Linked DNA regions of Mus musculus: all the other regions are linked to region 1. Evidence: chromatin loops called from intact Hi-C (ENCODE). Cell type or tissue: gastrocnemius. All regions are shown on one strand. Links, peaks and the distances in the headings refer to the core of each region. The heading gives the core; the rest is flanking DNA. Region 1 holds the start of Gm52145 (a long non-coding RNA gene). Region 2 holds the start of Gm23596 (a small nucleolar RNA gene). Region 3 has its middle 4.4 kb from the start of Jph4. Region 4 has its middle 50 kb from the start of Dhrs2. Region 5 has its middle 6.7 kb from the start of Gm46455.

Evidence for each region. A loop is a pair of places that touch in the nucleus more often than their neighbours do. Peaks named below come from ENCODE experiments on the same cell type or tissue, not always from the same donor. Only the 100,000 strongest peaks of a DNase experiment are listed, where the experiment ranks them.
Region 2: a loop joins it to region 1, with 4 times the contacts of the local background. A loop is called at or near these places in 4 of 42 quality-filtered maps.
Region 3: it touches region 1 in a loop (7-fold over the local background); 18 of 42 quality-filtered maps call a loop at or near these places.
Region 4: it touches region 1 in a loop (8-fold over the local background); 25 of 42 quality-filtered maps call a loop at or near these places.
Region 5: a loop joins it to region 1, with 7 times the contacts of the local background. A loop is called at or near these places in 17 of 42 quality-filtered maps.

Annotation. Positions count from the first base shown.
Region 1 is chr14:55,435,895-55,442,299 of GRCm38, reverse strand. Gm52145 (a long non-coding RNA gene) reads right to left here and starts at 3,133. Exons shown (of 3, transcript XR_003951215.1): 1 at 2,994-3,133. In gastrocnemius, for the core only: a CTCF peak has its summit at 3,662 (motif pointing right); DNase peaks (open chromatin) are centred at 3,664 and 3,897.
Region 2 is chr14:55,157,888-55,164,292 of GRCm38, reverse strand. The region is part of intron 1 of Gm46455 (a long non-coding RNA gene); the gene reads right to left. It overlaps Gm23596 (a small nucleolar RNA gene), which reads left to right and starts at 2,685; the gene lies at 2,685-2,814. In gastrocnemius, for the core only: a CTCF peak has its summit at 2,736 (motif pointing right); DNase peaks (open chromatin) are centred at 2,806 and 3,522; H3K4me3 peaks cover 262 bases.
Region 3 is chr14:55,118,182-55,124,586 of GRCm38, reverse strand. No RefSeq gene overlaps it. Among named protein-coding and RNA genes, the nearest start is that of Jph4, 4.4 kb to the right of the region's middle. In gastrocnemius, for the core only: CTCF peaks have their summits at 2,464 (motif pointing left) and 4,670 (motif pointing left); DNase peaks (open chromatin) are centred at 1,555, 2,447, 4,652 and 5,543; H3K4me3 peaks cover 381 bases.
Region 4 is chr14:55,268,684-55,275,088 of GRCm38, reverse strand. No RefSeq gene overlaps it. Among named protein-coding and RNA genes, the nearest start is that of Dhrs2, 50 kb to the right of the region's middle. In gastrocnemius, for the core only: a CTCF peak has its summit at 3,755 (motif pointing left); DNase peaks (open chromatin) are centred at 2,594 and 3,707.
Region 5 is chr14:55,144,861-55,151,265 of GRCm38, reverse strand. No RefSeq gene overlaps it. Among named protein-coding and RNA genes, the nearest start is that of Gm46455, 6.7 kb to the left of the region's middle. In gastrocnemius, for the core only: a CTCF peak has its summit at 2,576 (motif pointing left); DNase peaks (open chromatin) are centred at 1,911, 2,572, 3,976 and 4,697; H3K27ac peaks cover 1,176 bases.

The sequences.
Region 1 (6,405 bases), core at 869-5,868:
AGTTAGTCACATTACATCCACTGTCAAGAGCAATGAATTAATACACATACCCTGTGCTCAGCTAAACTCTATGGCCCTTGCTGGCAGATGAATCAGAATTCTGGTGCATAATGAGCAGCCCCACATACCATAAATACAGAGGCATTATTTCCTCTGTCCTCTCATGCCATTAGTGGAAGAGATGATAAGGCAGCTTAGCATCTTGTCAATTTCCTGTGTTGCCTTCTGGATCGGGAATCTTCTCTTTGCCAGTCCAGATCTACTTTTTAACCTTTCCATCTTTCTTAGACCACAAAACCTGGCCCAAATGAATGTCTATAGACTCTAGACTCGAGCTTTCTAGTGTCTGGTTGGGTTTAGCTGACATATGTCACCAACAGGATGTGGGGGTGAAGTGTGAGAGAGATGGAGGTGCTAATTATTGAAGCTCCATGCCTTCCAGTTCTGGATGTTTCTACATAGGTGGCTGCACCCCACTTCACTGGGTGGGTTGTCCTTATAGTTACTTGCACTGGGCACCAGGGTGTCCTTTTCCTAGGAGGGTTCAGGCCAAGAGATGGTAATGAAGGCAGTAGGCATGGTTGCTTTCCTAAGTTCATGTACACCTTTGGAAGACAGTCCCTTGGCTAATTATGACATCCCCACGGGGTCCGGCTGACTCCTTGGTTTTCTCCCTGACCTTTTTTTCTTATCCTCTTTGCTCCTCCCCTCTGTCTCCCTCATCTGTCTATTTTTCTTTCTATTCTTATTCTCTCTCTAATCTTCATCTCTTCACGTGACATTTATAGCCATATCCTTCACTACAGTAATATTAAGTTTATTTACCTTATTTAGGGGTGAAGATATTCTTCAAGTAGTAAAATAATGAGTTTTTAAAATATGTGAGAAATATTGCTGTTACTGAGAACATAAAAGTGTTTTCCAGAACAACCACTCTGGAAAACAGTTTGGCGGTGTCTTGAAGAGAAACACACACACACACACACACACACACACACACACACACACACACATCTGTTACATGGTTCAATCAGAGCACTCATAAATATTTACTTAAGAAAGCAAGAAGCAGGGCTGGTGAAATGGCTCGGTGGGTAAGAGCACCCAACTACTCTTCCAAAGGTCCAGAGTTCAAATCCCAGCAACCACATGGTGGCTCACAACCATCTGTAACGAGATATGATGCCCTCTTCTGGAGTGTCTGAAGACAGCTACAGTGTACTTACATATAATAAATAATAAATAAATCTTAAAAAAAAAAGAAACAGATTGCTAAAGAATGCTGGCACCCATATGTTTTTTTTTTGTTTTTTTTGTTTTTTTGTTTTTGTTTTTTTTTAAAGAAAGAAAACAAGAAGCCCAGATAGACTTTTACATGAATTTGCATAGCAAATTCTTCATTTAAAATGGCTCAAAAAAAAAAACAAAAAACCAAACAAACCCCTTTGGATATGGTAATATGTGCTCAGGATCCCACAAGCAGGAGGCAGAGTGAGGAGGTACCCGAGTTCCTGGACAACTTGAACAACCCTCCAGGCTCCATCTCAAGGAAACAATCAAGTGCCCCAGATGGAAACAACCAGCAGTTGACTACATAAACCAAATACAGTGCACATCAGAAAAGGAGACTTATTGATAAACACAGCAACCCAGACAAGTCTCAAAACAACTAGGCTAAGTAAAAGAAGTCAGATAAAAGTGTTACAGTTCATGATCCATGTTACCACTACTGTAGAGACAGGACATAAGCCAGTGGTTGTGGGAAGGCCAGAGCCTCAGCGGTTACAGGGAGTGTGGACGAGCTTTGGAAGTGTGGAAGAAATGAATGCATATGCCAATATATCAAGCTGTGCACCTTCAACATATGTAATTTCATGTCTCGGTTCTACCCCAAGGAAGCTGGTAAAAGCAACACGCTGTGATGGGGCTAAACACAGCGTATTAGTTTCCCATTGCAGTTGTGATAACTCACCATGTATTTACTGGCTTAATACAATATATTAGTTCTTATACTTCCAGAGGTCAGAGATCTGAGCTTAATCTCAGGATAAAGTCAATGTGTTGACAGGGCTGGTGTTTCTGAGAGTTATTAGGGGAGAGTCCGTTTTCTTTTCGTCTTCTGTCTTGTGTGCTGGAGACACTGCCTCATCTTTGAGGAGCATCATACTTTCTCTCCCATGGTAAAGTCACCTTCTCTTTTCCTCCCTCACTTTTAAGTACACTGTGAGTACATTAGAACCTGGTTATGCCTGGCAGTGGTGGTGCACACCTTTAATCTCAGCATTCAGGAGACAGAAGCAGGTGGATCTCTGTGAGTTCAAGGCCAGCCTGGTCTACAGAGTGAGTCCCAGGACAGTCAGAGCTGTACAAATAAACCCTTCTCAAAAAATCCAATAAACCAAAACCCAACCCAACCCAACCCAACCCAAATGAACCCAGTCAGATAAATAAGAACAATATCCCCATCTAAAGATCTTTAACCTAATCATACATGTAAAGTATTTTTTTTTTAATCACAGAAGACAATAGTTACAGGCTTGAAGGACTAATATAGTTACCTTTGGGACCAATATGTAGCTTGCCCATAGCTGGCATATTGTTCATTCTGCAAAAAATGCCCATTACCTGCTGTCTGGAAATAGCCTATCCCTTTCTGTTTGCACGGAGGGATTTATAGGCAGCCTTGGCTCCTGAAGAGAAGGAGCACTTTCCAGGTTGGACACTCTCGGAAAAAGCTCGCTGTGCAGAAATCATTAGCTGTGTGCTTTCTTGTGCAGAATTTTAAAGCATCCTCAGGGTATCAGCTTACATGCATCTAGCGTTCTCTCACACAAGCCAGCCTTTGTCTCGAGGAAAAAGCTCAGGCGACTGTGAGAGAGACGGCCATGTTGTGTAGAGCCAATCCTTATCATAGAGGTTTCAATCTGTGGTTTGTTAATTTATCTTTAATGATGGCTCTGGTCTGAATAGTGAAGTCTCGGGAAAATCCTCACCTGGATTACTCTGTAGGATTCAGATCCCAGCCAACATGTACAGCCACCTGTAGGGAGCTTTGCTATAGTGTTCTGATTCCCAAGGGAGGATGGACCTTCTAAGCTCTGTGGATCTCAGGCTCTGGTCTCGCTGTTCTTCCTCAGAAAAGCAGGAGACTAGAAGCTGCTTTATGCCGGCAGATGGGGTCAGAGAGAGGCTTTAGGATGGGGGAGGTAGCGGATGGAGTCAGGTAAGGCTATTGTTGTCTAAGCCTCTGTGGTGGCTGCCTTGTTCCACACCAGCAGGGGCTCAATATGTGGAAGCCATGCCGACTAATCCAAAATTATCTCAAGACTGGGTATTATCCGTTATATGAGCTCCTCCAAAGGGGAGAATCATAAACAAATGAGAAACACAGACTTAAATATGGCCTGTGTACCTGTGTGCATATGTGTCTTTAGCAATGTCTTTGATGCCCCCGGCGTTGTTAGTTCTCAGGCTGCAAAGTGAGGGGCTATCTGCATACACAAAACACTTGCTGAAAGCAGGGGAGCTCGCATTTGTTCTTACTTGCTTCTCTGACAGGCTGGACTCCCACACTTTGTGGAGTCTGGAGACCCTGAAGCCTGGGGAAAAGGTGTAGAGGCAGGGTCAGGCATGGGCGTGGCTTGAAGTTCCTTCCCTTGCCTGAAGGGGTCAGCAAAGGACTAGGTAGGGCAGAAACTTTTTTTGACTCTCAGGAGAGCCCCAAGTCCCCTGGAGGACAGATCTGCCTGGCTGCTTGTGGTTTCTCTGCCCGGATATTGCCAGATCTTGACCCATGTGTTCATGTTCCCTGTTTCTGTCGAGATTCTCAGGTGGGCCTTAGTTGCTGAGACTACAAAGATAAAGATGGGGAATGGACTCAGAGGCCCAGATGGAATGGTCTTCTTGAACATTCCTGGGATGTTTGTGTCCCAGCCAGGGCCTGCAGCCAAGCCACTAATGAGAGGAAGATCATTTCTGCATTAAATAAAATTGTGGCTGAATGAAGATGTAGGAATAAAGTAACAGTTCTAACGACCCCCCCCGAAACCCCCTCTCCCCAAACCTTTCACTTCTCAAATTGCATGCAGTCATCTGACTCCTTGTTTCTGTGCTAGGAAAACGATGGGCCATCTGAGTGAGAGGCTGGAGGAATGGTCATCTTGCTTCTCGCTCTTTGTGTCTGGAAGGTGAAGTTAGCCAGGAGACACCGAGGCAGAGGGGGACAGTAAGCAACAAATGCAGATGCCCTAGACGACATCTCACACTCCACAAGTTTTCTTTGGTTGCCACAAATTCAAAAGTTATATTCCCAGTTAAAAAATATATTCTAACATTTCTGTCTTAATTCAAATATAAGAATAGATCCTTATTACAAAAGAATTAGGAAAACTAAAGCCTCTTTTTGCTTTTGCTTTCAGTTGGCCAGTTGTATTGAGGAAAATATCCTTCTCTCTGTATGTAGTGGCTTAAAAATGTGTTTATGAATATTTGATGCTGTTTTCTTCGAAAGGTAAAGCTTGACGATTTGTGCTGTCTAAGGTCAGAGTGTGAGGGTTAATGCGACTGAGGCCTCTTCTCAAGCCATCACCTCTGGGATAACGGCCATGCTGTGAAGACATTCAGGTAGACACATCTGTAGATGGACATGTCTGGTGTTGAGGAATTGAAGCTTCTTGCCAACAGCCGTGTGAGCAAACCATAAGGAAATGATTAAAGAAAGCTGTGGGTCTACCTCAGCGGCAGAGCAACTACTGTCTTGCATGTCTGAGGCTGGGGGTTCAATTCCCAACACCATAAGAAGTTACTAGCGTAGATCTGCTAACCTGTGAAGTCATAGACGTCTCAGACATCCGATCTCTCTGCAACTCAAGACTTCTCAGGAGCAGCGGCAGCACACACAACCCCAGGCACGTGTCTACACTGACAGAGCACCCACACTATTATATGATGGCTATTTTAATAGCCTGGCTTGTATGGTGGTTGCTGGCATTTGCTGCCCTGGCTGCCCTTGAGAGTTAGAGGCCAGGATGACTCAGGTCCTTTGTCTCGGAAATTCGGCTTCTAAGTACGCTTATGAAGAAAGGGGGGTACACTTGAGTGTATATGGATGTCTGCTGATACCACTGTCAGTGCAAAACCACAGACCTCACCTTAACAGGAAATAAGATTCATTCTGGAGCCAAATATGAATGAGCATGGTATGAGGACACATTTAGGTTACCCCAAATTCCATCTTCCGATGTGAAAGCAGATTCTAGAAGCTTTCATAGTAACAGAACAAAGAAATGTTACAAATCAAGGTATTCTTGGAAACACATTGGCAGAAAGCTCAGAGAGGCATCACAGCCAGGTGGAGCATCTCAGTTATAGGCCTCACGTGTTCTCTGATAGCATTCTTAGACTTTTTATTGGTAGAAAAATATATCTTTTCTTTTCTTAAGGTTGTTAATCAAGATGTTAGGTCTGACACATAGGTGGGTAAGAGATGTCTTGTTAGGAGGCTAAACATGGCTCAAGATAAACTGTAATTGAACTGTAGATCTGAAGCATTTCAACTTCCTAAACCACTGACATTCCCATACCACCGAGCCAGCCAATCAGCCGCTGCAGGCACAGGCACAGCATCCCAAGAATTCTTGTTCATAAAACCTAGTGGTGTAAGGACGGGCTCACTTTCTCCAACAATCAAAGAATAAAGGCAAGCAAGGTTTGAAAGTCAAGTGAAACCCAAATTTATTTAAAGGGGACAGTTTTATTAGTGTTTAAAGAATTCCCGAGGAGGGCAACTATAAATGTCAGAAGCTGTTGGGAGGAGAGTGGAGAGGAGGCCCAAAAGCCATATGATGTTTGAGCTAAGACAGCACAAAGGACAGCCACGTGGCAGCCACATGGTCGGGTGTGTAGCTTTAGAGAAAGAGTAAGGGAGTGTCAGAAAAAGCACATTTAGGTTCTGGCCAGCATCACGGGAACTGCACGAGGGGGCAAGAATTCTGGGAAGGAAAAAGAAATCCATTCTCTATTGAAGGGATGACTACTCCACCTGTCTCCCTTGCGTGGTTTGAGGGCTGTCTCTTCGCCAGGCTACTGACCTGCCCATCTGGATTAACTGGTCTAGGTTTTGGGTAGCTTGGAATATTAGGCCTCTATGAAGGCTAGAGACTTTATCCTTTTGCCCAGAAGACACGGGTTTTTCTTCAATGGGCCTAAACTGTTGCTGTATGATCAACCCCTCTGAGAAGGTAAGCCTAAAATCATTCAGGAGACGGGCTGGAGTGGGTTGCTGGGTATTATCCATTTTCACTACGAAAATCTAGAGACACAGTTCTGATGCTGTCCTCTAGAAGAGAAGAAAGTTTGTTTTATTTTTATTTCTGTGTCTCTTGTATGCGCCTATGTATGGAAGCC
Region 2 (6,405 bases), core at 555-5,554, 280 kb after region 1:
TTTGTTTAAACCCTACCAGGAAACTGGATACCCATAAATCAGGTTTCATAGGTTTGGCCTGGATTACAAACTCTCCCTCTTCCACTCGCACAGTTTGATACGTGTAGTACACAGTTTTGACAGGTATCAAAGCAATCCGTTCCATCAAGGAAGCAACTCGGACTGTCCTGTCATCAGAGTTCTTATCTAGTGTACTTTTATTTTACTTTTTTTAAAAATCTTCACTCTTGCATGAATCTCTTAAGAGAGACTAGAATGATGTTTGGTTCGGATACTGCTTTGGTAGGCTTCATGGTTATGCAGTTTTCTTCTGAACCTACTCTAAGTGTGTGCTCTGCTGGTCATGCTATGCACAATTCATAACACATTTTCTGCTTCTCTGACCTCTTCTTTACCAGCCCCTCTTCTTTTGACTCAACGTGGCTTCCAAACGCTTTAATAGTAACCCTTGAACTTTGGATTCTAACAATATCGCCACTTTCTTCTTCCACCTGCTTTCCTCAGTTTGATTATTTTTCTCAGCTGATTAGTACCTATCATTAGCCTATCCATTCCAGCCTTAGTAACTATAGTGCCAAGGAAGTGAACCTCAAAAGACCAGACAGGAGCTGATCTGATGCAATCAAGCCACCAACACCCAGGACGATTTTAGTGGAGAGGAGCCCCGAGCATCTGTCAGGGCAAGGTTTTATAGAAAGCAGCAAGCAGGGAATGAGTGTTTCTAGCCCAACAAGCCTCTGATTGGAGAGCTCCTGAGCCATTAGCATAATTGGCTGGTGCTGGGAGTCAAAGCATAGACTTAACTTCGGCTTCCCTCTGCATTGGTGGGTGTTAGGCAGGGGGCAGGCTTGTTGGATTAACCTGGAAATGCTGGATTTGTTGGGGGAGATGAACCAAGAGATTTAGGTCTTGTTGGAGTTAGCCTAGAAACTAGAGCTAAGCTTGGGTTTTGCTGGGAGGTAACTTGGAAACTGACGCTAGATACTGGCCTGTTAGTTTACCTGAGTTCACACTTAAGTCAGGTTCTCTGAGATGGAGTTTGAACCCAGAAACTCTCTCATAGCAAGTGTCTTAGTACACACCATACAACCCTTGTTCCTTTGCTCCTGGTAGTTATTGGAGCTAAAGGAACAACCGCCTAACCAGCTACTACACTATTTCATGACAAGCCTAAGCAGCAATTCAGTTGCCACTGCAGTTAAGATTTTACTCTTGGAGTGATGTTGGGAACTGTACCTACCCCCTAAGCATGTGACCTGAGAGGGTTTAGCTGATAAAGTGGAGAGGAACCATCTCTGCCACACTATAAATTAATTATACTTGAACACTGCAAATTGAACTGAAAGAATATGGAAAATTAAAAAAAACAACAACAACAACAACAACAAAAAGGCCAGGCAGTGGTGGTGCATGCCTTTAATCCCAGCACTCATGAGAGAGCGGCAGGAGGATCTCTCAGTTCAAGGCCTGGTCTACATAGTGAGCTCCAAGACAACCAGAGCTACATTGAAATGCCCTGTCTGGATAAATAAATAATCAACCAGAAAGATGGCTTGGTGGGAAAAGCCAAGTGGCTCTTACCACCACGCCTAGTGGCCTGAGTTCCTTTTGTGTAGAGGACTCACATTCAGTTTCCAGTGCCCACAAGATGACTTGGAACTGTTCAGATCCGGGTGGAAGCCAAGAAAACTCACTCACTTCAGATACCAAAGCTTAAAGATGAAAGCTTTGTTTTCTGAGCACTCAGGGAGGCAGCCAGTTCAGCATCTGAACCTTGTCCCCGAATATTAGACAAGATTTTTATAATATGGGAACATAAAGCAAGGGGGACAGGGCTGGGTTGTTGCATTGACCAATTAACGTTGGTGACTGGGCCTTATCTGGGTCACCTGGTTTCAGGGCCCTTGAGTCAGCTTTTGCAGTGAGTTGGGTCCCCTCATGGACTTTGACCTGGAATCTAGAATGATAAAGGAACAAAGGAGTGGGCAAGCTGCAGGTAGTCAGTTAAGTCTAGAGGAGGCAGCACATTCATGACTCATGTGCCTTAGTTTAGGCAACCGGATAAAGCATCTTCCCTCTGTACATCCTTTACCGGTTAACAGACAGACATAAAACAAATGAAGACGCGGCATAGGAGTTGATTCTGGGTCCTGGGAACATGAACTCAGTTTTGATCTTAGTGGAACTTATCCCCTAGATGGCTGGACTCAGGAAACCCCTCCTAACAATAGCCATCTGTAGCTCCAGTTCCAGGAGACCTGACGCCCTCTTCTGGTTCCTTGGGCACCAAGCATGCATCCGGCACACACACATACATGCCGATAAAATCATGCACATAAAACAAAAATAAGAGATCTTCCTTAAAAATAAATAGATATAGGTGAACCTTTAAAAGTAAAAAAAAAAAAAAAAGATTTATCCTAATGCTGAGTTTGTATGTTGTTTGTATTAGACATAGGAAATTTTTCTATTATATACATATATATATATAAGCCAGACAGTGGTGGCACACATCTTTAATCCCAGAACTCAGGACAGCCTGATCTACAGAGTTAAGTTCCAGGACAGCCAAGGCTACACAGAGAAACCCTATCTCAAAAAACAAAAAACAAAAAACAAAAACAAAACAAAACAAAAAAACAAAACAAAACAAAAAAAACCACACACACAAACAAAAAACTCTTGCTGCCCCTAGAGACGCTGCAGGTGTGGCTGCTGTGTCTCGTTGTGCCAGTAGGTGGCAGAAAGGAGCGAGGCTAGGTCTATGCTCGCTGTTCTGACCTATGAACAGCTGAATGATTCGTAGTCAAAACTCCCCGAAAAGGAGGAGCCTGTGACGACTCCTCTCACCAGGCTGGGCGCAACCAGGCTGGGCACAGGTCCAGATGGGCTCCCAGGATGGGGAGCAAGCTGGAGGGAGAACAGATAAACCCCACCTGGGGCAATGAGCCAGAGACTAGAAAAACCCTGCTTGGAACTGCAAGCTCCAGGCAGGAATGAGTCAAAGACAGACAACTCCCAAATGGGGCCAAATGGGGACAGGAGCGAGCCTGAGACAACACCGGTCCAACCCCATGGGACCCAAAAAGGGAGCTAGCCTGAGATGACCACCAGTCTTGTACGGCGCAAGCCTGGGGCAGGCGGACCATGCCAGAGATGACCCCTACCGAATAATATAATTGGCTTTGAATTGCACAGGTGGGACATAGCGCTCCGGAGCACACTCCTGAAATGACCCCAAACACTCAGAGACCTCAGGAGCCACTTAGAGGAGCAAACAAGTGGTGGAGAAATGCAAGAGAACGAGAAACAGAAGGATGTGGGCACAATGAAGAGAGATAGAACTGGAGACTCAAGGGTAACAAGGAACAGCCTGATGCGAGTACCCAGTGGTGCCACCTGGGATCATGGTAGGGTCCCTGGCCTGAACTGACACTGGAGACCACTTCTGGGTCCATGGCCCTGCAGCAGCAGGGATTTGTTACTACCAAAGTCCAGGCAGACATCTCTGTTCTGGGCTGCCACTCAAGGACATGTTTATGTCAGAGGGCTGTGCAAAAGTGGCCCTACCCTTGCCTGGGCATTGTGGGAGAGCTGGCTCTGGGGGCATGCGAGCAGAGGAGCAGACAGTGCCCCTATGGCAGCACTAAGGAGAGCAGGCTGGGAACCTCGCCTGAACAGTACAGTAGAACTTGCCTTGCATATGGGGATTGCGGGTGAACAGGCCTCAAGGACCTTGGGGGGGGGGGGGGGGGAGCGCGGAGCTGGCTCTGCCCCTTGCGGACTGCATAACTGGATAAGGCCCTAGTGGTTTGGGCTGCGGGTGAGCTGACAGCCTAGCCAGCTCAGATGCCTCTCAGGCTCAGATCCAGGACTTTGAATTGGTTCACCCCAACATCATCCACCACATTGATAAACTGCTAGAGTGCTTGAAGGAGTCGGTCCTACAGATCCAAAGCTACAGGATCTCCATGACACAGGGCAACCACAGGATATCTGAGAGGAGTCCCAGTGAAGCTCCCATATTGAGAGTGTAGCAGACGCCAGAGGCCTTGCACCAGACCAAAGACTCATTGCAATGAACGTTTACAAGCAAAGACATGTGGACAAAAGGGAATACTGTGTGACACACTGCTACACACTACAGCTTCCACAGTGAGAATATTTTTCCTTCTGTGGGTCGGGAAGTTGCAAGGCTGGAGAGGGTAGGAAGGATAAGGGAAATGAGTGGGTCTGAGGTGCATGATGGAAAATTCTCAAAGAACTAATAGAAAGTCTTTAAAAGTATTCCTACCTAAGGCATTCCTTTCAAGTTACAAAATTATCATAAAACCTTATTGGACAAACGTTTTAAATCTATTTAAAAGTTGGCTTATTGTCTGGAAATTTCATTGTGTCTGTGATCTTCAGTCTTTTATACTGGTGATATAAAAATGGTATAATAATTGTCTGAGTTAACTAAAGATTTTTTTCTTTTTATATTCTTAGCCTAAAATATTCCCATCACTTTTTTTAAATCTGTGATCTGCCCCTTCAGGAAAACATTCATTATCTCCTTATAAAATAAGTACAGAATGTTCTATAAAAACTAAATTTAAGGGCTGGAGAGATGGCTCAGGGGTTAAGAGAGCTGGCTATTGCTCCAGAAGTCCTGAGTTCAATTCCCACCAAACACATGGTGGCTCACAACCATCTGTAATGGGATCTGATTTCCTTTTCTGGGTGTGTGTGAAGATAGTTCACTCATATACAAATAAATACTTTTTTAAACTAATTTTAAAAATTACATGACCCACTTTTATTAAAGAAAGATAAATGTGATTATAATGGATGTTTTATACATATTAGCTAAAAATTCAAAATTGTTTATAAAGTCTTTTCACAGTAAACGCCCAGAAGATAAAGAAAAGTAGGTGGTTTAGTTAATTGGAAAAAGGTCTCATCCAAGACTCCTTCCAGCCTAGAGAAAAGGGACGGGACACAGGCACACACACAGGCGTGTGTGTATGTGTGTGTGTGTGTGTGTGTGTGTGGTGTGTCACAGTAAGCTGACTGTAAAGGTTGCGTTATGTATGTAGGCATATATATGATATTTAATTGATATTTATTTTTTAAGGCTAAAAATTCCAGAGAGAAGGAGCAAGATGCTCCACAGGAGGGGTTGGAAGGAAGAAGGGAGAGGAGGAAATGATGTAATTACATTTTAATATTTAAAAAATTTTAAAACTTAGGGCTAGAGACATGGTTCAGTGGTTATGACCACTGGCTGCTCTTCCAGAGGTCCTGAGTTCAATTCCCAGCAACCACATGGTGGCTCACAACCATCTGTAATGAGATCCAATGTCCTCTTCTGGTGTGTCTGAAGACAGCTACAGTGTACTCACATACATAAAATAAATAAATCTTTTTTAAAAAAATTTAAATTCTAATTTTAAGTAGGAAAAAACCCTTATTTTTAATTTTCCAAATGGTAGTGCTGGGCATGATGGTGCACGCCTTTGATCTCAGCATTCTCAGGGCAGAGGCAGGTAGATCTCCATGAGTTTGAGCCCAGCCTGGTCTACAAAGTGAATTCTAAGACACCCAGAGCTACAGAGTGAGACCCTGTCAAAAAAAAAAAATCCAAAAGAACTCCATCTGGGTGGTACTTCTATTTCAAATTCAAATATTTAAAGTTTTTTAAAAATATTATTTATTTAATGTGTATGAGGACACTGTAGCTGCCTTCAGACACATCAGAAGAGGGCATCAGATTCCATTGCAGATGGTTGTGAGCCACCATTTGGTTGCTGGGAATTGAACTCAGGACCTCTGGAAGAGCAGTCAGTGCTTTTAACTGCTGAGCCATCTCTCTTGCCCATATTTAAAGTTTTAAACAAAGACTTTCCTAATAAGGGAAAATATGAATTGGGTCCAACCAGTTGTATCACTATGTTACTGTGATATTAAGCTACAACTAAATTAAATGTTCTAAGAAGTCCCACAATATTCCCAAACTTCTAACAGACTTACAGTAACTACCTCCATGGGTTAACTCTTCCTAACCAACTTTAAAATACCTTCTTCTAGGGCTGGAAAGGTGGCTCAGTGGTTAAGGGCAGTGACTGCTCTTCCAGAGGTTCTGAGGTCAATTCCTAGCAACCATGTGGTAGCTCACAACCATCTGTAATGGGACCTGATGCCTGTGTGTCTAACAACAATGACTGAGTGACCACGTATATAAAATAAATAAGCTTAAAAGAAGATAAGTGCTTTTTCCTTCATCTGCTACTTTGATTTATTTAGGCCATACTGTGTTCTTGCTTATTTTAAGTGTCACCCTCCTATTACATGTGACATGCAATGTTATTTCATATACAGAGGACACAAGATAAAAACCAGACCCAATCACAATGACTCAGCCTT
Region 3 (6,405 bases), core at 580-5,579, 320 kb after region 1:
TAGGCATCTATGCCCTTTTGGAGACCCCCTTTCCCCCATGGAGCTGCAGGCTATGTGTGAAGCCTTCTTGGATCTCCCGGGAAATGGAACAGTAGAGGATTCTGGCTTCCTGGTCCTCAGTGAAGACTAAAACTGACCTCAGCCTTCTCACTTCCCACTTGCATCTGGCACCAACACCCATGGCAAGCAATGGATGATGAGAAATTGGGTGGAAGGTTTATGTGCTTATGCAAAGATTTCCTCTTAAAAGTGGGAGAATGGAGCTGACCTCCTTATGTGAATATTCTTACTCTTGTCCAAAAACAAATCCAGGCCAAGGGCAGCCTTGCACAGGACTTGGTGTGTAAACAGTGGGAATAGAGTCTGTGATTGCTGTCTCTGGACAAAGGACTCACACAAGGCAAAGGGAGAATAGGTCTCTACTGTCCCCTAGGACAGAAGGAAAGGTTTCCTAACCTAGAAACATATTCTCCTGCTTTAGGGTGAGTGGGTGGGTGGGTGGGTGGGTTGGTTGGTTGGTTGGTTGGTTGGTTGGTTCGTTGGTTTGATACAGGGTCTCCTGTAGCTCCCTGGCCTTCAACTCTTGTGTAGTAGAGGCTGGCCTTGACCTCCTGATCCTCCTGCCTCCACCTCCTAAGTGCTGAGGTCACAGGCACGTATCACCATGCCTGTATTCATTTATTCTTGGCATACCACTTCAAACAGTTGTTCTCATTTTTCTTCGAAGATGTCACCCCCCCTCCCAATTTTCTATTTTCATCTGCAAGTCAACAAGATGGTAATCAGTCTTAACACCTGCTTGTTTTTCATTTAACAAGGAAATTCTGCGAGGAGCAGCAGTTGCTGCTGCAAAAGGTGAAAATTCCCCCCTGGGAAAGCAGATAGGTGAACCGCAGGGCCATAGGAAATGCTAGAAACCAGAATCTGAAGTCTGAAGCCATTTCTACATTTATCCCTGCATAATTGAAGTTTCTAGATTTTTAACTTGTATTTTATTATTATTATGTGTACATGATAGGGGGTGGGTGTGTATGTGGTGGCGTATGTGTGGAGATCACAGAACACGTTTGTAACAGCAATTCTATCCTTCAATCTTTATATTGGTTCTGGGAACTCAAGCTGACATGGAAGGCTTACACAGTAAGTCCCTTTCCTGGTTCAGTCATCTCTCTGGTTCTGTATAATTGTGTTTTTAACACCAGTCCTCTCTGGCTACCTCCTCCTCTCCTTCCAGCTGCTAAGTGAACTTGAGTAATGATCAAAACTCACTGAATCTTCCTCTTACCTACATGTACAAATACAAACGACTAGTATGAAATAAGATTAAACCCTCCTATTGGGATTTGGAGTGTTTGGAATTTTTCTCTTCATTTTCTGATATGTTGAGCCTTCAGGCACTCTAGGTCCCAGATCCTCTTTCTTCTACAGAGCAAACTTGTATTACACCAACTAAGGCTACCTCCCAGCCATACTTGCCCAGGGTGAAAGATTTAGATGGAGCAAGATTTAAAGCTTTATCCTGGTAGTAAGTGGTCTTGCTGGCTGCTACCTCTGGCATTTGGCCCAACACTCAGGACTCAAAGGCACAGGCTCCAAGACCATTTAGCCTGAGATCAGCCTTTTCCCTCCTAATCCTCCACTACACACCAGCCACTTAATTTGCCCCAGTACCTATATAGGTAAGTATCCAAATCCATCCTAGCCCCCACTGAATATCCCTTCCTTTCTCCATCGAATCCCAGGGAAAACCCAGGCTCTTTCCTAGTTCCTCTGGGTGGTTAGAAAAGTCCAGTCCCTTAGCCTGGCCCCCAAGAACACCATGTTCCAACCCCCTATGCTCTTTACAATCGCCACAGGAAATGAAGAGGCTTAGGACGGAGGAAAGATATGATAAAATCCTGGGCTGCCTGAGGCATGAATCTCATAAAAGCTATTGTTTTTTCCCCAGAGAGGAAGGCTCTATGCGTTCACTATTCACAGAAATTGAAAGGGTTCACAGTTCGTCGGAACCATCCTTAGCTCCCTCAGCTCAAGGCTGTCAAGTTAAAATTCCTGCTGTACGGTGAGCTCGGTCCTACAGAAACATGTACAGAGACAAAGCAAATTCCGTTCTCTTGGCAGTGTGGCTTCTGCCAGCCAATTAAACAGAGCCTGGTTTTATTAAAGGTGTTTTTAATACAGATGTGAAGCATGGGGGTTAGAAAAGGAAGCACTCAGAAGGATGCATGCCAGAGCATGCATGTGGGTTTCTCAGAGTCCGGGCTATCTAGCTCCCTGCTCATCAAGCTGATAAACACTGGTGCAGCCAAACAGGGAAGGATACCTTTTGCAGAGCATTCTGGAATCGTGATCTGGCAAGTAGAGGTTTAGCTGTGCCACCAGCCAGCAGCGGTCAGACGGAGGAAATGCAGTGTCTGGCTGCCAGCCATTCCTGCTCTCTCCCAGAGTCAGGATCTCTAGCCCCATCCTGACCCCTGGTGGCTGCCCTTTAGATGAGGCATGGGACTGCCAAGTTCCTCCCTGAGCTAGGAGCCATAGCTACCTGATTCTAGAAAAACGGCCCTAAGCCCAGCTGGGATTCCTAAGAATGACAGGTTTCCTGTGGCCTCTTCAGGAGAGTCTGTTCTGCTGTAGCCATCAGATATTTTCTCAGTAGAAGCCTAGCAATCAAAAAAGGGTGGCAGGGGTGGGCTGGTGAGATGGCTCAGTGGGTAAGAGCACCCGACTGCTCTTCCGAAGGCCAGGAGTTCAAATCCCAGCAACCACATGGTGGCTCACAACCATCCCTAACGAGATCTGACTCCCTCTTCTGGAGTGTCTGAAGACAGCTACAGTGTACTTACATAGAATAAATAAATAAATCTTTAAAAAAAAAAAAAAAAAAAAGGGTGGCAGGGGGAGGAGGAGGGGGGAGTTCCAAGCATGTAAATTAATATACATAGGCACATAGGTGTTATGCAGAACAGCCAATAAAATCCAGGGTGCAATCAGAACAGACCAGCATTCTCTTGCATAGTTGCTGAGGGTACAAATTCACACTACCTTTCTAGAAGCATTCCTGGCAAAATAAAGCCAAAAATCTTAAAAAGGTATTTCTAACCCAGAATCCAGTAATTATACAGTTAAGGACTTATCTTCAGGCTGGAGCTGAGGGGGAAAATCCTATTTCAGAATGCGGCCTGATGGTTTTATATGCATGTACCTCATGGTTCGGAAACTGAGGCAGGAGGAACACCGTCAAGGCCAACAGGAGCTACAAAGGTGGAAAAACTTGCCTCAGAGTAACAAAACAACAGACCAGTGTAAGTATCCCAAAACTTGACATCAGAAAAGAGAAAACGAAATTAGGCAAGAGTAATTGCTTGCTAGAGTAATTGTTGATCCGCTTGGGTAAGGGGGTACACGGAAGTTCTTCCATTCATTTTTGTCCCTGGCATGTGTTTGAAATTTTTCATGACAGGGACTGTGAGAAGACTGGGCAGATCAAGGTATTCACCTTGCAAGCCTAATGATTTACATATGAGCCCCAAATCTCCTGTGGAAAGACAAAACCAACTCCACAAAGACGTCCTCCAACCTCGCATGAGCCTGAGACATGTGCACTCACAAGCACACGAAAATACACGCATTGGGGTTTTTTTTTTAATTTTCATGGAAATTTTTTTAAATGTCAGACAGAAATGGAAAGATTTCTCCACAAACATTAGCTTTGGGTTTTTGTTTTGGTGGTGGTGGGTTTGGGGAGGGGGGCTGCTGTTGGTAGTTTGTTTCTCTGTGTAGTCCTGGCTGTCCTGGAATTTACCATGTAGACCAGGCTGCCCTTGAACTCACAGAGCTCCACCTGCCTCTGCCTCTAGAACAATGGGACTAAAGATGTGTGCCACACCACCCAGCTTATATGTGCATATTTCTGCTATTAAAAAGTAATATGGATGGCTGAAGAGATGGCTCAGTGGTTAAGAACACTGACTGTTCTTCCAGAGGTCCTGAGTTCAATTCCCAGCAACCACATGGTGGCTCACAACTATCTGTAATGGGCTCCGATGCCCTCTTCTGGTGTGTCTTATAACATTAAATAAATAAATCTTAAAAAAAAAAAAAAGTAATATGGAGTCTGATATGGTGGCGCAGAACTTTGATCCCAGCACTCAGAAGGCAGACGCAGGCAGTTATCTAGGAGTTTGAGGCCAGCCTGGTCTATATAGTCAGCTCCAGGGTAGCTGGGGCTACATAGTGAGCTCCAGGCCAGCCAGGGACTACATAGTGAGACCCTTACTTGAAAGACCACAAAAAAAAAGAGAAAGAAACAAGCAAACAAATAGGATTTTTAAAAAAATGCTGTGCTTGGATAGCTCACAAAGCTTAATGCACTCAGACAATTAAAGATTGCACAGTCATTCAGGATTCAATAATATTTTAATGATAGGACAAAAATGTTTATTATATAAAGCCAAGAGAACAAATACAGTACACGCTTAAGTACAGGTTAAGTATAACTTAACAACCTGTTAAATAAAAGCTATAGAGAAGATATTATATGAAATTAAAGGGGGCTGTATAGACAGCTCAGCAGTTAAGGGCATTGGCTGCTCTTTCACAAGATCTGGGTTCAATTCCCAGCACCCAGCCGTGACTCCAGTTCCAAAGCACACAGTGCCCTCTTCTGGCCTTCTTGGGCTCTACAAGCACCTGGTGCATAGACTCAATTCAGCACTCATACACAAAACGTAAAAATAAATAGATTTGCAAAAGAAAATAAATTAAGGTGTTTATTACACAGGAGACTACAGGAATTCTTATTTTCTTCTTGATATTGTGTCTGACTTTCACAAGTCTACAACAGCTGTCTTACTTTCCCCCAATGCATTTGTTAGAGCATGGATAATTTTGTCAACTTGACAGGATTTAGAATCTCCATGGAAACACACCTCTGGATGGGTCTATAAGGCTTTTTCCAGAGACTGAAGAGGGAAAGCCCGCTTTGAGTGTGGGTGGCACCACAGCCACAGGCTTGCCTCTTAGCATGACTCTAAAGGAGGAGGCAACCTGAGAACTTCTGTTTCCTCTGCTCCCCAGCTAATCCCAGAGAGTGGTTATCAGCCTCCATGCCTTTCCCACCATGATGGATTTGACCCTCAGACTGTGAGGCAGGGGAGACCCTTCTTCCACTAAGTTCCTTGTGTTGGGTACTTTATCTTAGCAATGAGAAACACACTTACTAAGTTGGGAATCTGACATACGTGGAGTTCTAAGGGCTGTTACACATTAGCATGTTAAGTAACTTCTAGATCCAGATTATAAAACTGAAATAATACCAAGTTAGTTTTGAAGCCACCATTTGTTGGGCATTTACAATGCACTGGGAGAGCACCATACTAAATGGTTTTTTCTCTGTATATTATCGTTTGTACTGTTCATATAGTCACTTCAGCCCTTGCTGCGCTGTAATATCCCCATTGTAGAGACAGGCCAGCTACAGCTCAGACACATCAGGTAATGTGCTCTGCTTTGTCAGTTTAGGAAGGCCAGTGTTGGCTCCCGGCCTAGACTGCTCAGTTACAGTTGGTGTGGGGACCGATGAGCTAATGCAGACAGAGTGCCAAGCACAGAACCTAGCTCCAGCTAACACCAGTTCCTCTCTCCATGACACTTTTACATTTGTAAATTGTGACAAAACAAACCAGTTCAGTCTCAAAAAGAAAAAGAGAAAAAAAGAAAGAAAGAAGGAAAGAAAGAAAGAAAGAAAGAAAGAAAGAAAGAAAGAAAGAGAGAGAGAAAGAAAGAAAACAATAAAAATAACAAGTGTCCCTATTCTGAAAGAGATGACTGTAGCAACCATTAGGGACAGGCCAAAAGGCTAGCTCCCTCAGAGAAATGGGGGAGGAGCACAGCCAGGGCTGTGTGTCCCATATATTACAAGACTTTCTCAGGACTTCACCAGTAAAGATGTAGATGTCTAATGAGAAATGAATGAATGAATATATGAACCAACTATCCTGTATTAAGTGGACCCCAAATGGACTCTGGGATTTTTGTTGGTGATGGTTGGTTTTGGTACTGGAGATTGAACTGGGGGCCTTGCACATCCTAGGCACATGCTCTCCTACTAAGCTACACATCCCCAGTACCTGATGGCTACCCTGCTTTGTTCTCAAAAGTGCTTTAAATATGTGGTTCCCTGCTGAGTATGATGTTAAGGTGGCTGTGCCTGTAATCCCAGCACTCGGGGAGGATGAAGGAGGAGCCTGGGGAACATAATGAGACCCTGTTTTAAAAAAAAAAAAAAAAAAAAGAGTAGTCTCTGCCCTGGAGAAACTTCTAGAAAAACACAATGTGATTTAGGGATATAGCTCAGCAGACACACAAGCCTACAGCCTGAGCTCAATCCATGGATCCTAGGTGAGA
Region 4 (6,405 bases), core at 729-5,728, 170 kb after region 1:
TTGTCTAGAGTGAGAACAGAAGCAAACACAAGCAAGTGTGGAGCCAGATTTGGGAACCGAAGGCATATCATCGCACTGCCAGGGTGGGGTGTGTGCCAAGGCCATTTCTTGGAACGCACAGAAGTGAGACTTTGGGGAAGCCACAGAAGCAGTTTAAGTATCTATTGGGACTTGGAGGTGTGGCTCAGTGAAGAAACACTTGCCTGGCATGAATATGGCTTTGGGTTAAACCTCAGCAAATAGCCTCTCTCCAAGTAGCCACTGGGAAAAGCAGATAAAGGTTCCAAGAGGTTGGACAGCCAAGGAAAGAGTCATAAGGAAGGGTGACAGCTGATGGTGTGAGCAGGGTGGTTGGTGACAACGACAGAGGGGTCCTGGGACTAGGCTATATAAAGCATCTTATGTGGGAAGATTCCTGAGGCCTGAGACCCTTTGAAGGTCCTACATTTCCCCAGCATTAGTGATCCATGGTAGGAACCTGGTTAGGTCCATCGCCCCAAGAGGAAGGCCATCACGTCATCATGGTAACAAGACTTACAGCAGGAGAGCTAAAACCTCCAGACCATGTTGACCTGGCGGCCAGAGTCTGGAAAACACTGAGTGGTATCTCCAGAGAGCCCAGGAGGAGGCTGTGGTACTCTCTGTCCCATTCCTGTGTCCTTGCTATTTCCGAGGACACTGAGCCCAGGCAGGTACAGATAGTGGCTGAGGATGGATTCCCTGAGGGCATTCCCTTCTGATCAGCTTCATTTCTAGGTGGAATGTCTGGAAGGGAAAAAGCTGAGTGAATTGCCTGGTGTCACTGCTTTTCTGAGGACAGGCTGCTGCTGTTCAGTCAAGGCATCTCTTACTAGAATCTCAGGACACTCAGATGTTATTGACAAATATGAAGAAAGGAGCTCCTGGAGATGGAGACCCTAGGAAAGAGAGGGATTGGACCCTTGAAACAGGCACGGCGTCTGCAGGGAAAGCAGCTGCTCGGATTTGCACACAGGAAGCCAAGTTGGGAGGCTCACAGGTTTATTGTCAAATGAAAAATATCGTGGATTCAGGCTCAGTAGTTCTCAGTAGCAGCTCTCACGCATCAGCTGCCATTCCCTACACTAATTGCCTCTGTCTTCTTTTCCTCACAGTGTGAAGGACACAGCCCAGGACCTTGTATGAGCCAGGCAACTGCTCTACCACTGACTCTCTACCCAACCCCTGGGGCCAATGATATTGATACCTTAACAGGCCTGGCCTTCATTCAGCCTCCTAGCCAATCACAATCTGGGCCCAAGGGTTATGCTATAGCTCCACCCAGAGCTACATCCTCCACGGCCTGTTACTACCACAGTGTTCTCCCTGATGATGGAGCTGACTTCTAGACAGCTCTGGACTGAAGTTCTCTACCATCTTGAACTCTGCATGGAAGACTAGAACTGAGGTCTCCACCAAGCCCTAACGCACCCTGACCGGTAACTCTGATGCTCTGGACAGAGTCCCACATCTCTTCCATCCCTAAATCTTATGCTTTAGGCCCCCAGGAGGATGCACTGTATGGAGGGATAGAGTGGGGCCCCTCGTACCTTACAGATTTTAATTCCATCCGACACAAAGTTAGGCTTAGTGAGAAGCATGTCTGGTCAGCAAGTACAGTCAGGGATCCCAGATTCCTGTATTAGACTGACTTCCCCCTCCATACCTGCAGACCCCTGTAAAGGAATTTGCTAGAGTGTCTCCAACCTGGACAGCTCAGAGGCTCAGGCCTAGAAAGAACTGTAGAAGGAGCATGGGCGATGCCAGGAAGACGTGCGGCTTTGCAGGCAGATGGCCTGCTCAGTCCCAAGGCTGGGCTTTCACTGCACTGCTCCAGTAGAGATTAGCTCTGCCTCTGCTGCAGGGAAATGAGAGGCTGTCAGTCTCAGGGTGGGAGGCAGGCCTTAGCCGGGAGAAGCACTGGTCTGGGAGCAGCTGATAGCTGTCAGAGCTCTATACTAATGAGCCCTGGCAACAGGTACCTCACCTGGATGTGCCATGGAGCCAGCTCTCCAAAGGACTCATAGGCCAACTTGTGTTTGTATTCTAGGCCTCTGACAGCTAAGGAGAATGTTAAGTTTAAATCTCAAACACCAGAGGCTGACATTTGAACAAATGGTCCTCAACTTGTGGCCATGGAGCCTTTCGTTCTGACCTGTGGAAGCAAGTCGGCGAGGGTGAGCCTTTGACTGTTATGCTGTCCTGACCCTGGCCTGCCCTTTCTCTCTACTGATCTACACCTATGAATAAGCTACCGATACACACCACCTGAACCTTAGCCAAGCCCTTCCTGCCACGGTGCCCTCCCTATCATGATGAGCAGACATCCTTTTGAAACCACCAACCGAAATAAACCTTCTTCCCTCAGGTGCCAGTGACGTTGGCCATAGAACAAAGAAAAATAGCTAATGCAGAAAAAAAGAGAAAGATTGAATTAAAGAATGAAAAGAAGAAAGGGGAGAAGGAAGGGAGGGGGGAGAGAGAGAGAGAGAGAGAGCATATTCACTTGTGGGAGAAGAGGGGCCCTTGCTGGACCTCCAAGCTATGGAGAACAAATGTGCTGGCTCCTGGCCACAAACTCAGATGTTTCTCCCCAAACCCCCTGGGAGTCACAGAGGAGCACAATCCAAACAGAAGCAGCAGGAAGACTGCGTTTAAAGATAATCCAGTTTGCAATCCCACCAGCAATGGAGGAGTGTTCCTCTTTCTCCACATTCTTGCCAGAATCTGTTGTCACCTGAATTTTGATCCTAGCCATTCTGACTGGTGTGAGGTGGAATCTCAGGGTTGTTGTGATTTGCATTTCCCTGATGATTAAGGATGTTGAACATTTTTTCAGGTGCTTCTCAGCCCTTCGGTATTCCTCAGTTGAGAATTCTTTGTTTAGCTCTGTACCCCATGGTTAATGGGGTTATTTGAATTTCTGGAGTTCAGCTTCTTGAACTCTTTGTATATATTGAATATTAGTCCCCTATCAGATTTAGAATTGGTAAAAATTATTTCCCAATCTGTTGGTGGCCTTTTTATCTTATTGACAGCATCTTTTGCCCTACAGAAGCTTTGCAATTTTATGAGGTCCCATTTGTTGACTCTTGATCTTACAGCACAGGCCATTGCTGGTTTGCCAGTGCCTGGCAAATACAGAAGTGGATGCTCACAGTCATCTATAGGATGGAACACAAGGCCCCCAATATAGGAGCTAGAGAAAGTACCCAAGAGCTGAAGGGGTCTGCAACCCTACAGGTGGAACAACAATATGAACTAATAAGTACCCCCAGAGCTCGTGTCTCTAGCTGCAGATGTCTGTAGCAGAAGATGGCCTAGTTTGCCATCAGTGGAAAGAGAGGCCCATTGGTCTTGCAAACTTTATATGCCTCAGTACAGGGGAACGCCAGGGCCAAGAAGTAGGAGTGAGTGGGTAAGGGAGCAGGGTGGGGGGAGGGTATAGGGATAGCATTTGAAATGGAAATGAAGAAAATATCTAATAAAAAATATGGGGAAAAAAAGAAAAGAAAATAGAAAGATAATCCAGCAAGACAAAGGCTACTTGCTGGCTCTTAGCCCAAACAGAACTGAGCCGAGGAGACCCACAGAAGATCCCTGCATGAACTGGCTGCCCTCAGACACTTCATTTCTCTGGGCCTCGATGTCCTCTTCTGCTACAGAGTTCCCAAGTCTTGTTCCACAGTAGCTCTGGCTTCCAGGAACACTGGTGGTCTATAGTGCCCCCTGCTGTGAGGTTTTGAAAAATCTTTCATCTGTGTTACGGTGGCTCTTTGTGGGGCTTGATATCTTAAAGCCACTCACTCTATCCTTCAGGCTAATGAAAGCAGTTTGTAGTTTTGATTATCTTCAGTCTGAAAAACAAACAAACAACAAACAAAAACCCAAACAAACAAACAAACAAAAAACCCAAAGCAAGCAAAACCCCTAAACCAGGAGATTGGAGCTAGAAAGAGCTGTTCACTGAGAAGAACTCATGCCAAGGTACATTGCCTGCAAGCAGAGACTGGATTCAGCACTTGCTCATTCCTAGACTACATGGCTGGAAGCTCATGTGTTGATAAAAGCAATCAACCCAGGATCCTAGTTTGTTTTCTGATGCTGTGATAAACACCATGAGTGACAGCAGCGTGGGTAGGATCAGGTTTATTTGGCTTCCGTGTCTATATCACAGTCCATCATGGACGAAGTCAGGGCAGGAACCCAAGCAGTACATGAAGGAACACTGCTTACTGGCTTGCTCTCCATGGCTTGTTCAGCTTGCGTTCCAGGACCACAAGCCCAAACCATGTTGAGCTGAGCTCTCCCACGTGAAATATTAAATCAGGAAACTGCCCCTACAGTCATGTCCACAGACTACTTCAACCCAAGCAATTCCCCAGCTGAGGTTCTCTCCTGGAGGACTCTGGTTTGAGTCAAGTTAACAAAAAACAAACAGCAACCAGCGTGTGTGTGTGTGTGTGTGTGTGTGTGTGTGTGTGTGTGTGTGTGTGTAGATGGGTTTTATTATCACTTGATCAGTATTTCTTTCCACCGTACCCTAGCATCCGCTCCATGAGCCTCCCCTGACCCACAAGGAACACAGATACCAGCAGTGACGATGAGCATTGGAAAGAACCTTTTGTGAAGATACACAGGTGTAATAAGTGGGTGATGAGCTTAACCAACCCCAGAAGCTTCCAGAAAATTAGCTCTTAAGAGAAAAGATGGGGCTGAGAGTAAGAAGGTGAAGGAAAAACAAGGATGAGGTGGTGCTAGGGCCTCCTGGGAGAGGTCAGTTCTTTGGAGAAGCTACCTCAGAGGGTCCTGATGCTGTCTCCTCTGCTGAAGCTCCAAGTCTCCACAGCCAGCCACATGATGGCTAATTAGCAGCTGGATTTCCAGAGCACATGACCTGGGGGCATACAACCATCTGTGTGAAGCCTAAAAAGTGGTCCACCACCCAGGAAGGCCAATCTCCCAGGAGAGAGATCCACTTACAGTAACATGGATTCTGAACCTCACCCAAGCAAACTAGGCTGTCCACGGGATCAAGAAGAGCACAGGTGGGGCGCAGCCTCACCAGGGACTGAGGGTGGCCTCACTTGAGATAGCATCACATGAGCCTGTCCCTTACAGTTGCCACTGCTTCACTACTCTCAAGATAGGACACATCACAGATGATAGGGGGCCCCCACCCCTAGTGGCCAGATTCCCTCCAAATGTTCTGTCCTTGTGTTGATCACACCCTTCGAGGAAATGTGGACATGTGGCTCAGGAAGTGATAAGAAGATGGGGAGATAGTTCAGCAGATAAAGAGTCTTGCTGTCCAATAATGCAAGCCTGATGACCCGAGTTCAAGCCCCAGGACTCACATAGATAGGTAGAAGGATACAGTTGCCCTCTGACATACTCAAGCCTGCCAAAGTACTTCCCCTATATCACTCCTCTCCCTCCCCCTTCCCTCCTCCCCCTCTCCCTCCTCTCCCTCCTCCCCATCTCCCTCCTCTCCCTCCTCCTCCCCTCCTCCCCCTCCTCTCCCTCCTCCCCATCTCCCTCCCCTCCTCCATCTCTTCTCCCCTCCCCTCCCCTCCTTCTCCTCCTCCTCCTCCTCCTCCTCCTCCTCCTCCTCCTCCTCCTCCTCCTCCTTCTTCTTCTCTTCTTCTTTTCTTCTTCACCACCACCACCTCCACCGTTATTACCACCACCATCATCATCACCATCATCATTATCATCATCACCACCATGACCATCATCATCTATTAAATAAAATATGTGCCAAGAGAAACTAGCACATGGGACATACTCCTACCTCCTCTCCCTGGGACATTTCATTTCCTAGGCTCCTTCCTCAAGTGTCCCAGAGGATAGCAGAGAACAAGGTAGCTTTGGGGACCTTATTTCTCCCCTCACCCTGGCAGGCAAGGCCCCTCCCATCATGTTCAGCATCTGGACCCAGACCATGGTATGAAGGGCTGTCAGGTCATCCAGAACCTCTACTTCCTAGACACCAAAGGCCAGAGGGGCTGCAGAGAGGGGCTGGAGGTTGGCCTACTTCTCCATTTGACCCCAGAGCTGTGCAGAAGGGACTTGGTGGTCTTCCTGGCTTCCAGGAATACCCAGGACAATCTCATCTGTGCTGTTCACTACCTAGACTGGCCCAGGGTATAGCATGCTCTAGAAAAACAGATCAGAGAGCACGGGAAGGATGCTGGGGAAGCCAATGTGTCAGTGTCTGCCTTAATGAGCAGAGGTGAGAATTCACACACTATAAACATTAGCCCTTATACTGATGCCGTGGGAAAGCTGGGGACAGGGAGTGACTGATGGCCATAATGGGACTAGTGAGTGGAGGACCTTGGCTTGTTCAGAGATCATCACCTGACCAAGCACATCAGCACATGA
Region 5 (6,405 bases), core at 438-5,437, 290 kb after region 1:
TGCTAGAATCATCAGGGATGGTGTCCTAGCAGCCCCCAGGTGACCCATGACTGGCTGTCAACAAGCCTCAGCCTATGCAGACACCGGGCAGGCCACCACAGCTGCTGTGAGATCCTGTTTACAATGGCTGTGTCATGTTCTAAAGATACCATTTTATATCTCTCCTACTTATCTCCCTGGCTCTTAAATTCCTTATATTCTCTCTTCCACAATATTCCCTGAGCCTTAGACAGGGCGGTACCCACTTGGGGGGAAGCACTCAGTCATCGTGGAACTGCAATGGATCTCTGCATTCACTACCCTCCACAGAAAAAAGAAAGAAAGAAAAAAGTCTCTCTCGAATGAAACTGGCACTGTCTGTATGTATAAACATGAATCTTTAGACTGCAGTTTGGTGTTGTGTGTCAGTTTAAATAAAAGTACTCATGAGGACCCAGAGGCAGTTTGAATATACTTGGCTCATAAAAAGTGGCACTATTGGGAGGCATGGCCTTGTTGGAGTGGGTGTGGCCTTAGAGGAGGAAGTTCATGGCTGTAGGGGTGGGCTTTGAGGTCCTATGCTCAAGATCTGCCCAGTATGGAAAAGAGTATCCTTCTGGCTGCCTTCAGATCAAAATATAGAACTTTTATCTCCTTCTCCTGAACCATGTCTGCCTGCAGGCTGCCATGCTTCCTGCCATGATGATAGTGGACTGTACCTCTGAAATTGTAAGCCAGCCCCAATTAAATGTTGTCCTTTATAAACCTTGCCTTGGTCATGGTGTCTCTTCAGAGCAATAAAACCCTAACTCAGACAATCCCCAGAGGTCTATAGCCTCGTTTTGTTTAGGCTTTTTTAGTTTTTTCTTTTTTCTTTTTTTTTTTTTTTTAATTAGGATTATGTCTCAGTGCCAGGGATATCTCCTTATGAGTTGTTAGTCAGAGAGGCCCCAGAGGCCCCGAAAACACTATAGACTATTGCCAATACTCTCGGTTGTCATTAGGAACTAGATGGTAGGACCTTATTGTTGCCTGAGCGTGGTGACACAGGCCTTTAAACCCAGTGCTTGAGAGGCAGAAGTGGGCAGATTTCTGTGAGTTTGAGGCTGGGCTGGTCTACTGAGTAAGTTCCATGCCAGCTGGTCTAAGCGTGCCTCCTAGGAAAACCCCGTCGTTAATTTAAAACACCCCTACTGCTGAAGACACTTCCACACCTTTGCTGCAAGATAGAAAGAAACGGAGCTGGGACTGAATCGGAAGCTTCCTCCCTGCTTGCCGGCTTCCGCGGTGTCCAGAGGCTCACGCAGGATGTGAATGATTCAGGCATAGGAAGCTGCCGAGAAGTAGGACTTAGGAAACCCAAGCTTTCCCTCGGAAGACATGGCTTCCCTAGCCAGGACAGACACCCTCGTCTTCAGAGAGAAATGGTGAAAAGGAGTATGTAGTGTGAGCATCCAGAGGAGTCGGGAACAGTGCGAACACCTGTGTGTCTGGAGGGCAGAGACGGGGCCTGTGACTTAAAAAGCAGGCTGTGAAGCTCTCTGAAGCAGGTCCATCACGTGCAGCCAAGCCAGGTAACTCCACATAGAGACCCAGGGCCCCAGGAGGCCTCTCGTGAGGGAAGAGATATGCCCCCACAGATATGTGCAGATACCGAGGCAGGGGGAGGGTCTGGCCTTGGAGTCTCAGGCACAACGAGTTGGAAGACTATGGGCAGCTTGTCTACAAGGTCTTCTTTCACCCAAATCCAACTGTGCCAGCTCCACATCAGCCCAGCAGCTCCTGTGTCTCTCAATATGAGGGTCCCATGTGCTTGTACTCCATCTAGGACTAGCTTCCCACTGAGACAGGGAGAGAGTGGTAGGGGACAGGATTAATCCAGGGCCCCTGGGGACTGGCAACCAGAAGAGAGGTGAACTCCAGCAATGCCAGGCCGAGAGACTGAAGGAGCTTGCAGGAGACCGCAATGTGAATGATTCCTGTCAGCTCCAAACCTACTCTGGCCACTCCATCACCCAGGGACTCCTGGTTACTAAGCAACCCCTGCCTTACCTACTACGTCTGCTCTTGTTCCTTAGCAACCCTTGCATAACCCAATTCCCTTGAGTTCAGAGTTGATATCTATAAATTATAAGTAGATGGGTGCTGCTCCAGCAATGGAGAGAAATTTTATATTAAATTCTGGTCTGTAGCTAGCGTCCTCATGAAGGCAACCAAACTCTTCACGTTGGCAGGCTCAGCCTTGGCTTCCAAATTATGCTTCTTTTGATATTTTATTTCCAAAACTGGACCTACCCTGTTCTCCTCCCACCCCTCAGTTTTCCTCCTTTCCCCTCTGAACTGTCCCTTCCTCTTCTCTACGAAATACATTGAAAGTCTTATATTTCCAGGGGCTAAGGGGGTTTCAGATGTTGGTTGATCTACCTTTTCTAAATACGGGGCTCTAAATATTCTAATACCCCTCTGGGGGATTCTTCTCCCCAAGCCACAACACAGATTAACCCCACACAGTGAGGGTAAGTGAACAGAGAATCAAGGCTCCTCCACTAGACCCAAGAGAAAAAGGATTCACACTTTGTGTGTTAGAGCACCCCCTGCTGGAATGCCTGCGTTATAACATGTCTGAGAAGCCGCCCTGTTTCAGGAAATTTCCTTTGGCCTGCTGGTCTGAGCTTGCCTGATGGTATTACAGAGAAGCTAGCCCACTGACTAGAAAAACAGCTCTAGCCTGGTGCAAGCAAACAGACTGCAGAGAGGAGGTGAGCCTTGTCTATGCTTGGTTCTCCTTACATGCCGTGTGCCTTTCACCCAGAGAGAGAGGGAGCAAGAGAGCCCTCACTCACTGGCCCCCAGAGTCACACTTTATTCCAAGGCAGTCTGAAGGAGCCGAGCTGACAGCAGATCCATCCCCTTTGCAGTGGTCTCTAAGCCTGTCCAAGTTGATTAATTCAGATGCATAGATTTGAGAGTGCAGAAGCCAAATGGACATACTTTCAAACCAGCCCCAAATCAGAGGCCAACGACCTTCAATGCTAGGTCCAAAGCAAAAAGAGAGGGCAAAGAAAAAGAAAAGAAAGATTAGGGGAGAAAGTCGATCCTCGTAGTGCAGGCCCGTAACCTTAGCTACTCAGGAGGCTGAGGTGAGAGGATCGTGAACTCAAGGCCAGCCTGAGCAACTTATGGAGACAATGTCACAAAATAAACATTAAAAAAGAGGCTGGGATTATAAACTAGAAGTAGAACACTTGCCTAGCATATGTGAGGTCCTGGGCTCAATGTTTAGTCCTGAAGAGGCAAGGAAGTAAAGAGAGAAAAGTGGGGCGGAAATGAGGAAGGCAGGCAGGAGGGAGAAAAAAAAAACTCAAGGAGAAAATGAGAAGCACACAATGCTTAAAATGCTGACAGTCAGCGGAGAGCTTAAGGATGCTGCTGGGCTCCTGTCATCCCCTCTCAGCTCCTCTGCTCCTCCAAAAGCCGAGGTGACTTGGGTGATCCTGAGGGTTTCCGTGACCGACCAACAGCAACAGACAGCTGCAGACAAGTCCAGAGAGAAAGCGATGGGACATGAAGTGAAAAGGCATGAAGACTCCGCTCCAAGAGTCGTTTGCCCTGGTATAGCCATGAGGCCTTGTCCCAGACCACATCATTCCAACCTTGGGCTGTGAATGTGTTGGGTTGACCTCACGAGCTGTCACAGAGCTGATTTCCTGGGACTGCCGATTCTATCTGAATAAACTCCAATACGGGTGGAATTTACAGTCCCATAATTCAGGAATGTGGGGAAGGGCCTCACCCAAGTTGGGGAGGGCAGAAGCTGGGGGAAGGGCAGACCTGTCAACAAGTAGATGGAGCCCCCACACCTCCCTCCCAAGGACTCTCCCCCCTGATAAACTGTCATATCAGAAACAGACTCAGAACTCAGGCAGGCTCCAGGCCCCAAACAGGGCAAGCCAAGATGGGCGGGAAGACAGCTCTGGGCTCAGCTGGCTGGAGAGGCAGAGCTGGCCACAAGGCTGCAGAGTCATTTCTGCCAGCACCAGAAAGAGGCCACAGGCCGCAGCTGCAAAGCCACTGAATTGGCTCCTCTTTCCCAGGTCAGACCTCTGGAACTAACCAAATCAATAGCTGGAGTTCCTGGTACCCATGAATCGCTCAGGCTGTCCTAGGGAAAACATACGTCAAGCCCGGAACTATGCTGAGTACTGAAAACACCAAAATGAGGAAGGCAGAGCCTGGGTGAGCATTTCCCCACTGAGTTTCAAAATTAGTACAATTAGGTTTGCCATTGATTGGACGATTCTGATAAATGACGTGCAGAATGGTATGAGCGTGGGGCCCGGTCCGTCTGAGAGCAACGAGAAAAGCCACATGGTGAGGTCAACGGAGAAAGCACTGTGCCTTGAGGTGTGTGCTCAGGAGGACCACTCAGTGATGAGGACAGCAATTGGGGCATTGATGGCTTTCAAGACGATATGAGACCCCAGGACTGTAAATCAAGTGAAAAGGGAAACAAGCTAGACCCGGAACACCAGCTTCTTAGATGGCCCCATGACCGCAGCTGCCCAGCATCCTCACCCTGTGTGTTCTCCACTGACTTCAGACCAACTGGCAAAAAACCAGTCTTGCCTCTGAGTGATTAGGACAAAAAGCTGAGTGCCATCTTGGGCCCTCCCTGCCCTCCTGTCTCCGTATTGGCTCAGTCCTATCTAACACATTGAGAGTCACCCATGACAAGGTCCAGGAAGCAAAGACCTGAGTTTTGCAGCCATCTACTCAGTGAGCCAGCTTGGCAGCTAATCTTTGAGCCCTGGTCTAGTGAAGACAACTGCAGCCCAGATGGTAGCTTGACCACAACCTCATGAGAGCACTGAGCTGGAACCAGCAGGTCAGAGCCAATGTGTTCTCTAGCTTGAGGGTTGCAGGCTCTTTTGTTGTGGAGCAATGGGCAACTAAACCAGGAGCCTCGAGAATAATAAAGCCATTCAAGAGATAACAGAAAAACCCTAGAATATAAAGGGCTTTGAATAAAGCAGCCATAATTAAAACATTGTTGCATTGATGCGTGAACAACTGAAGTCATAAAAGCAAAATTTCAGAAATAGACCCAAACACCTTTGGAGGTAAACTCAGGCTACAGAGTAAGACTGATCCTCCCTCTCCATCATTTAGTAGATATCGATTTCCACTAAGCCATCTTGCCAGCCTCATATAGCAACCGCCATATTTTACACACACTCCTGATGATAGTTTTCTAGTAAACAGTGGTGACACTTATTAACTGATCTGAAGAAAAAAAAAAGTCCAGCTTATAAACTGTGTACTCTGTTCAGAAAAGAGTAAAGAACTTTTGAGGCAGGGTTTTACTATGTAGCCCAAGCTGGCCTTGAACTGACAATCTTCCTGTCTCTTCCTCCTGAGTGCTTGGATTATGAGCATGGCCTTCATGCCTAGCATGTTGCTGTGCCAAGTCCACGCATAGCCCCTCTAGGGCCATGGACCTGACCAGTAAGTGAGGGAATAAGGAAAAGACGGACAAACAAGCTTACAGAAAAACCGGGCTTGGTTGGTCTGGGGTCTCAGCGAAGTTAGCACTTTAAATCAGGCATAACATGTGCCTGCAATCCTAGCTACTTGGGAGGCTGAGTTAGGGTAATTCTAAGTTCAATGTCTGCCTGGTCTACATGGTGAGTTCAAGGCCAGCCTGGGAAAACCAGAGACTTAGTGTCCCAGTGAAATTTAAAGGAGGAGAGTGGGGATAGCTCAGCACTTGCCTAAGTGTGCAGGAATCTGTCTGTGTTCAACCCTAGTACTGAGGGGAAAATAAACACACTTTCTCTTGTGCAATTGTTTTCAGTTTTATTTTATTGTCTGAGAATTTCATAAATGCATATAATGTGTTTTAATCAAATCTACCCTCATTTCCTCTCCTCTACCACTTTTCCTTCCAACTTTACATGCTCTTTTTTTTCTCACTGAGTCTACTTAGGGCCGTCTATACATGTATTATGAGCAGCTACTGGAGCATGGGCAGCCCCTTAAGGGCCACATGCCTGAAGAACACCGACTCCCCTACCTCAGAAGCCATCATTTGCCAATAACTCCTCAGATAAAGTGAGACCTCATGAGCCCTCCCCTCCCCATGCTGGGATTTGGGCTGTCTTGATCCTAACCAAACAGGTCTTAGGCACAAGTCTCGGTTGCTATAATTGGTGCCTGCAGACACAATGACATGTCCAGCAAATGCTCTTTCACCATGAATATTCACTCTCTCTGGCTCTTAGAAGATTTTCTGCCCTCTCTCTTCTGGAATGAGCCGTGGGAGTGGGGGTGATACAGACATCCCATTTAGAACCAGGCATGCACAGTCTTGTACTCTCTGAAAAGTTAAACCCTTAGTGACTTAAGAAAGATGTTCAGCTGCTGCTT